Regions from separate parts of the Homo sapiens genome. Here region 2 is linked to region 1. Evidence: chromatin contacts called from ENCODE Hi-C or POLR2A ChIA-PET data. All regions are on one chromosome and are shown on one strand. Each heading gives the region's core, a stretch centred on a gene start or an enhancer-like site at or near the end of the contact. The rest is flanking DNA. Distances are from core to core; before and after follow the strand shown. Region 1 has its middle 46 kb from the start of PCED1B. Region 2 holds the start of LINC02156 (long intergenic non-protein coding RNA 2156).

Region 1 (3,569 bases), core at 449-2,948:
TAGAAATAAAATGGGAGGCAGGTTTGCCTGATGAAGTTTCCAGCTTGACTTTTCTTTTTGGCTTAGTGATTGGGGTCCTGAGATTTATTTTCCTTTCACAACCTTAAAATCATCAGACACTGCATAAATGTGAAGGCCTAGGCTGATTTTTTTTTGAACTGGATATTATGAAAGATACAAAGGTTGAGGCTATAAACTTCAAAGCTGCCAGGATAGACTAAAACTTCATAACCAATCCACAAGATGCCAGCATTCCATCAGTGCTCAAAAATCCAAGAACGCACATGGGTCATTACAGTGTTCATGTTATTTGAAAGGAAATGCAAATATGGTAACATTTCATTTGGAAAAAGAAAAAGAATATATATGAACTACCACAAGTTTTCCAATATCTGTCTTTAAACTCCTAAGAGCTAATATGTAACAAATTTAAAGAGAGAATATTTGGTGAGAGAAGGTGGGGGTTTTCCTATTCAGCTTAATGGTAATTTTTAGAATTTCCTATTCAAGAAGCCACTAGATGGCCCTAAAGCCCACCTTTATCAAAACACACACACAGAGAGCTGGCAAGACGAAGAAGAAAAAAATTTAGCCATTTGCTCATAAGTTAAAACTGAAAAAAGATAATTCATACAAAGACATAAGGTCTATCCTGTGTTTACTTAAGGTTTTAAGAAAATCAAGTTTTGCTACAAAACTTGGAGCATTTTTCTTTCTGGGAACATATAAGTACATATCATAATAACCAACTTCTCTACAACATGCATGATTTTTGATGGTGCTAATATACTAGTGGTTAGATTTTCCAAGATTGATCGAATTATTAGAGCTTCTAAGCAGAAATTACATAGTAAAGAAATCCAATACATAAGAAATAGTGAACTTGAGTGAGATTACAACTCAGCTGAGTTGTTTGATCAGCATAAGAAACAGTACTACACAGCCTCTTTCACAACCATGTGCTGACATAGTGCACAGAGTGTTCCTGGCTCCCGTGGCCTCCCGTATCCTACCCTGGCACTTCCATTCCTCACTGGTTCCTGCGTTTCTGTCTGCCGCTCTGCAGGGACAAGGACTGTGGCTCTCTTGTGCAAGGTTACCTCTCCATCACCTATTGTAACTGGTCATTGGAGCATTTCTGGCATGCCAGTGCCAACTATAGTGTGCTTAAAACATATCCACCAAAGTTTTACACCGTACTTAGAAGTGTTCCATGTTATTTGTATTTAGAGCTATAAATCAGTTGATTTATTCAAATCAGAAATACAAATGAGATAAAGGGACAAAGTTCCACAATTCTGCTGATTCAAAGTAAAAATAAGGTATTAGTCCAGGTAGAGTGGAAAGCACAAATTCATCAGCAGTAACAAGTGGAAGCCAGGCGTGTCCATGAGAACAGTGGAAGTCTCCTGGGAATTAGGAGACATCTTGGAGAAGACAGTGGGTTTTTCCACAGGGCATAAAATGGGTATTCAAGCCAATCTGATTAAAATCTTCAGAGGCAAAAGACCCTAGCAGACCCAAAGTTATTATATAAGCATTTTAAAATAGAAACTGCATAGAGAAGTGGCAGCTGAAATACAAATGACAAAAAGCCTTTGGGTAAATTGGCTCAGGAGCTTTGTGATGCTAAAGAAAATGGAATCAGCCACAGGCAACAGAGAAGGCAGATGGGGAAAGACACAGTCCTGAGGAATAACCTTTGCAAGCACATCTGCGACGTGACACAGCCACTGAACATTCCCTGAATACAGCCGATAAGATCAAGAGCGAGCATTTCTTAATCAGTCATTGCTCTAGAGTCTTCAACACAAATGCCTAGATTTTTCTGGTAAAAGAAAAGCTCATTCCATGAGTGAGCAGCAAGTTAATAAGGAGAGAAAAATTATCCTGCCCTTTTCTCTGTTTTGTTTTTCCTATCACTCCTTCTCCTATTAAGGTTAATTTTATGTTTGAGAAGAGCATGTGTTTTCATTATCAGGAAAAAAATGTCTGTTTTTAAAATGTATTAGCATATTTTATTTGTTTTTGTCATAATGCACCCAGAAATAAAAGAAACCACAAAAGTCCATGTGATGACTCATGAGTTTTTATTTCTCTTGGGTATACCTGGTTTCCTTACAGGAGCGTCACCCTTCTCCTGACTGAACCAGACACCTGGGGAAATCTTTCCATAGCACTGGTTTCTGATTTGCAAGTTCACTCATCACAATTTATCAAATGAAGTGGGTTCACTCATCTAACTTCTACTGAATGCCTAGTATATGCTGTAGATATAGAAATAAATAAGCCCAAAGTCCTACCTACAAAAAAGTCATGACTACTAAAAAAGAAATAAAACTGTGATTATAAGATACTGTGGTAAATGTTGCAATTAAGGTTCACATCGTGTAAAGCTTTGGGCTGCATGCTATATTTATTTCTCAGGAATCCATTCCAAGGCAAGAAAACCCAACCAATACTCAGCTAAACAAAAAGACATTTATTTGTCTCAGACAACACAAAAGCCAGGGAGGTAGGCAGTCCAGGGCTGGGAAAATAGCTCCCTAATGTATCAGGGACCCAGGCTCGTCTGTCTTTACCACTCCTTCACCACCATCCTTGGCTTGGAGGCATTTGTCTTCATATTTGCTGCCTTGTGGTTGTAAGGTGGCTGCTACATTTTGAAACATCACATCTGTTCATGTTCCAGGCAGGGAGAAGGGGGAAGAACAAAGGGCAAAATGAGTCATGTTAGCCCATTTTTTGCTTTTTTATCAGGAAAACAAAAAATTTCCCAGAGACCCCAGCACATAGACATTGTTTTATCTTATCCGTCAGAGCTGTGTCACAAAGCCACCCTGGCCAGAAGGTGGCTAGCGAAAAGCGGGCATGGGATAGGAATTAGGCTGGCGGACCCACAGCGTGAGACACTAATGTACCCCACATGCTCCTGTTGCTATCTTCTACCCATTTGAACAACTACTGTCCTCTCTATTCTGCATGCTGGCTAGGAGAGCCTAGGCAACAAACAGTCCACAGGTATGCCTATGGTTACTGCTATTTCAACAGAGTTCACTGGAGTAAGATGATGAGGGAGGAAGTTCATCTTTTTGAGGATTTACCCCCTGTTTACATTCAGTCTTTCCATGTTGAACTAGAAATTCAAAGAGGAGGCATCATGTCTCCTTAAATATATATATCTTTCCCCTCTTTGGAGATCAGGATCTGTTTTAGACTGTGGGGAATTCAGTAGCCCCAACTCTGTTTTCAGGTGAGGTAACTGAAACCTCCCTGCTTCAGCAGTGCGATTCCCACTACCTGTTTACAAGAGAACTGAATATCCCCTCCCCTAGGGATCCTCTGCTGGAACTCCGATTACCCCATAAGTTGCTGTTAAATCAGTGAATGGCATTCATTAGGCACATATCATGTGACAAGCAGTGTATCATATTCCTCTAATTCTTCAAAAACAACTTTATGAGAGAGGTACTAACGTCATCTATTTAACCATGAGGAAGTCAAAGCACACAGAAGTTAAGTCATTTGTCCAAGGTTACATGGCTAATATGCAGTGAGGCAGGGATTCA
Region 2 (3,569 bases), core at 305-2,804, 380 kb after region 1:
ACCTGCTTAAGTGGCACAATCAGAAAGGCCAAGAGAGACTTCCGACCTTTCCCGAACACCTTAATAATTGAAACTTACATTGATACCATTCTGTTTGCAAAAAGACAGAAATTCCCTATTTTCAAGGTTCTTATGTGGTTCTGAACCATTCCTTTGAGGAACTGGTGTCAACTACTGTCACATTATATTAAAGACCTGACAAAAAAGAGACATGGGATTGATGTTTTTAACTGAGCAGAAGTTGAAAGCTACTGGGGCAGTACCTAGGGGACTTTAGGCACTGAGGGGCTAAAAATTAGATATATTGTGGTGCAGAGAGATGAAGGAAGGAAGGGAATCAAAGAAAGAAGAAGCAATGACAACCAAAGGCAAATTTTGCCTTTTTCTAGCTCCTAATCTTTATTGTAGCAGTTATCTCTTATTAAGCACTATGTACCAGGTGTGCAAAGGTCTTTGCATGTGTTTGCTCATTACACCTTTACATTTCTGTTTACAAGGAGCAGAGGGGTTTAGGGCCCTGGCTCCAGAGGTTTCTCCCTAGTAGGGGATGAGATCATCCCATGCCATGTGAGCTTGTCAGGAACTTGGCATAGACCCTGAGGTTCTACTCAGGGCCTGAGGTTCTCAAGAATGAACATTCCTGGACATTCAGTAAAGAGTTGTTAATATCCCTGCCTGGATCCCTTTCTTTCTATTTTGAGAACATTAAGAGAGGGAAGGCTACTGACACTTGGAATGAATAGTCATGGGAAAGAAAACAGTCTTCAGGAACAATTTCAGGAAGGTGTGAGAAGATGAAGTGAGGACCAGAGAATGTGTTCCTGGGTGGTGGTGACCAAAAACCACCAGGATGGACTTGAGGGTCCCTAGAAATCAACTGGGGAGGGAAATCCTAGGAGAAAGATTGGTCTTCTTGTCAACCTAGAGGGTTTTTTTTTTCCACTTACTATGGTTTCAACACTAAAATAAATATGAACTTATTCCACACCTCAAACTGGTGATTTGAAATATATTTATTGGAAATATTAAAAATCTATATTTTTACTTTAGGGCAGATAATTGTGTTTTACCTCAATGTTCTAGTTTGTATTTAGCTTAAAGGACATCCTTGAAATATCTGTTTTTTATAAGAGCTTCAGAGTTAAAAGGGGAAAGGAAGATTGTTTAGGTTGAGAGGGTTCTGTTTGGGTTTGCTTTGCTGTTGTCGGGGGCGCTGGGGTGATTAGCATCATGCAGGGCATGTGATTCTGACACCCTCTTCTGTGGTGGGGGTGAGAAGGCACCGGTGCCACTAGTCCCTGACCTGTCCCTCAGACAAGTTACAAATGAAGACTGAGGGGGTGGAGTAGCTATGGAAACCAGGAGGGAAGGATTTTTTTTTTTAATGCAAATGAATTAGAACAAAATGACTGGCATCCCTTTTTCTTTTTCCATCTGTGACAAAAGTTCTGTGTCCTGGTTTCTACCTTCACTTGGAGTAAATTATGGGGGAAAGAACATCATGAAGACCTGCTATTGTCAGAGTGTCATTTCCTCTTTCTATCTTTCTGTGGATTAATTTTAAATCCATTTGATAGAATTAATCATATAAGCCAGTCTCATTTCCCTGCAAATGTCTGCCTTCGTGCAGGTGATTCTGTAGAAAGGAGTTTCTCCAATAAAGCAGAGCTTCTCTTTCAACTCCATGGACATCAGAGAGAGTCCCTTTCAAAAAAGGAGGCTCAGGTCTGGAGAGACAAAGGCCTCTACTTTCGAAAAGGCCTCTTGGATCAAGCCCAGGTATGAGTCGTCAGTACCACGTTTGTCTCTGTGTCACAGCATTTGAGATTTTCATGAGGCTACCTGACCTCAATCTGTTTCCTTTTATATATTAACTCTTTAGGTCCCAATGGGACATACCCATTTTATGAGTTACTGACATTTATAACTTACCTCATTTTAGCATAAACTTTCTGCCTTTTGTTCTTTTGTGGACAACATATTAGCTCTTGGATTCTGAGTTTTTAAATGGTATAATTTTTGTTTGGCTCCAGGCAACAGTAGTTCTACTTTGTGTCTGAGCCTCCCGTCATCATCTGTCACTCTGTGCCCACTTGTTCTATTAAAGTATCATCAGGAAGGCACACAATTGATCCAGGGTAAAAAATTCTGCTCCAACAGTGAATGAATCATTCAATGTTGTGTGTCCACTGGGAGAAAAAAAAACTCCACGCAGCATATTCATTTTCACAATTTTTATGTACTACCATGAAGTACATAAAAATTACTGTAGGAATTTTATTTTATTTTATTTATTTTTTTTGAGATGGAGTCTCGCTCTTTAGCCCAGGCCGGACTGCAGTGGCGCTATCTCGGCTCACTGCAAGCTCCGCCTCCCGGGTTCACGCCATTCTCCTGCCTCAGCCTCCTGAGTAGCTGGAACTACAGGCACCCGCCACCGCGCCTGGCTAATTTTTTTTGTATTTTTAGTAGAGACGGGGTTTCACCGTCTTAGCCAAGATGGTCTCGATCTCCTGACCTCGTGATCCGCCCGCCTCGGCCTCCCAAAGTGCTGGGATTACAGGCGTGAGCCACCGAGCCCGGCCTATTGTAGGAATTATTACACTCACTTTGTTTCACTCTGCTCTACCTTCTAAATCTGAACATGTCCTGTTCTATTGATACTTTCTCCTGTCAATAGTCATGCTAGTGATGGAAGAACCTTGGCCAATATGATTAGAGTCTGAAAGATTCTCCTGGGTGATGTAAAACGAGCTCATAGGCAGAGGGGAGAACTTCCTTCTGTAACACACAGGCTGGCTTCTGACTCACCTACAAAAAAAGAAAAAAAGAGAGCTACTTGGTTCCACTGTCTCTTTGGATCTCATGAGTTGAAAGCTGAGGCTGTACTCCCCAACAAACATGAGTATTTCAGTTCTAAGTAGGTGACTGGAGAAAGATGAAATCCACTCAATTTGAAGAACATTTAAAAAATATGTTTTCATGCTTTGGAAAAGTTTCAGTGTGTCAGGTAAAATACTTGAAACTAAAAATTGTTGTAGATTTTGTACTATCGTTGGCCTGGAAGAGCAGTTCACATTTAATTAACGTTCTAAGGTAACACTGTGGCATAGTTATAGGACTGCAAGTAACAATTCACAAAATGAATTAATCATTGGATCCTGCTATGTTCTGAATGTTTGTGCTCCACAAAACTCATGTGTTGAAATCCGATGCCCCAAGGTGATGGTATTAGGAGGCGGGGCCTTTTAGAGGCAACCAGATCATGAGGGCAGAGCTAATGGCACTAATGGGATGAGTGTCCTTATAAAAGAGACCCCAGGCTGGGCACGGTGGCTCATGCCTGTAATCCCAGCACTTTGGGAGGCCAAGGCAGGTGGATCACGAGGTCAGGAGTTCGAGACCAGGGTGGCCAACATAGTGAAACCCTGTCTCTACTAAAAATACAAAAAATTAGCCGGACGTGGTGGTGTGCACTTGTAATCCCAGCTACTGGGGAAGCTGAGGCAGGAGAATTGCTTGAACCTGGGCGGCGGAGGTTGCAGTGAGCCAAGATCATGCCATTGCAC

What was found. Hi-C counts contacts between places; a loop is a spot of excess contacts on that map. ChIA-PET counts read pairs that join two places held with the same protein, here RNA polymerase II (POLR2A). Pooled maps may share reads with other maps.
Region 2: a loop to region 1 is called in a pooled map, with 2.4 times the contacts of the local background. The contact joins the promoter of LINC02156 here to the enhancer-like site in region 1. A Hi-C loop is called at or near these places in 22 of 168 maps with a recorded cell type or tissue (B cell, CD14-positive monocyte, CD4-positive, alpha-beta T cell and 15 more), 15 of 37 single-sample maps with no recorded cell type and 21 of 50 pooled maps. POLR2A ChIA-PET finds 5 or more read pairs at or near these places in 4 of 52 experiments (CD4-positive, alpha-beta memory T cell, IMR-90, activated B cell and 1 more).

The regions. Positions count from the first base shown.
Region 1 is chr12:47,032,238-47,035,806 of GRCh38, forward strand. No RefSeq gene overlaps it. Among named protein-coding and RNA genes, the nearest start is that of PCED1B, 46 kb to the right of the region's middle. Within about 2 kb of position 1,699, at least 7 of the 41 ENCODE cell types and tissues checked have a DNase peak (open chromatin) inside an H3K27ac peak, as active enhancers do; they include PC-9, where a contact is called at or near this core.
Region 2 is chr12:47,413,454-47,417,022 of GRCh38, forward strand. LINC02156 (long intergenic non-protein coding RNA 2156) reads left to right here and starts at 1,555. Exons shown (of 2, transcript NR_149087.1): 1 at 1,555-1,779.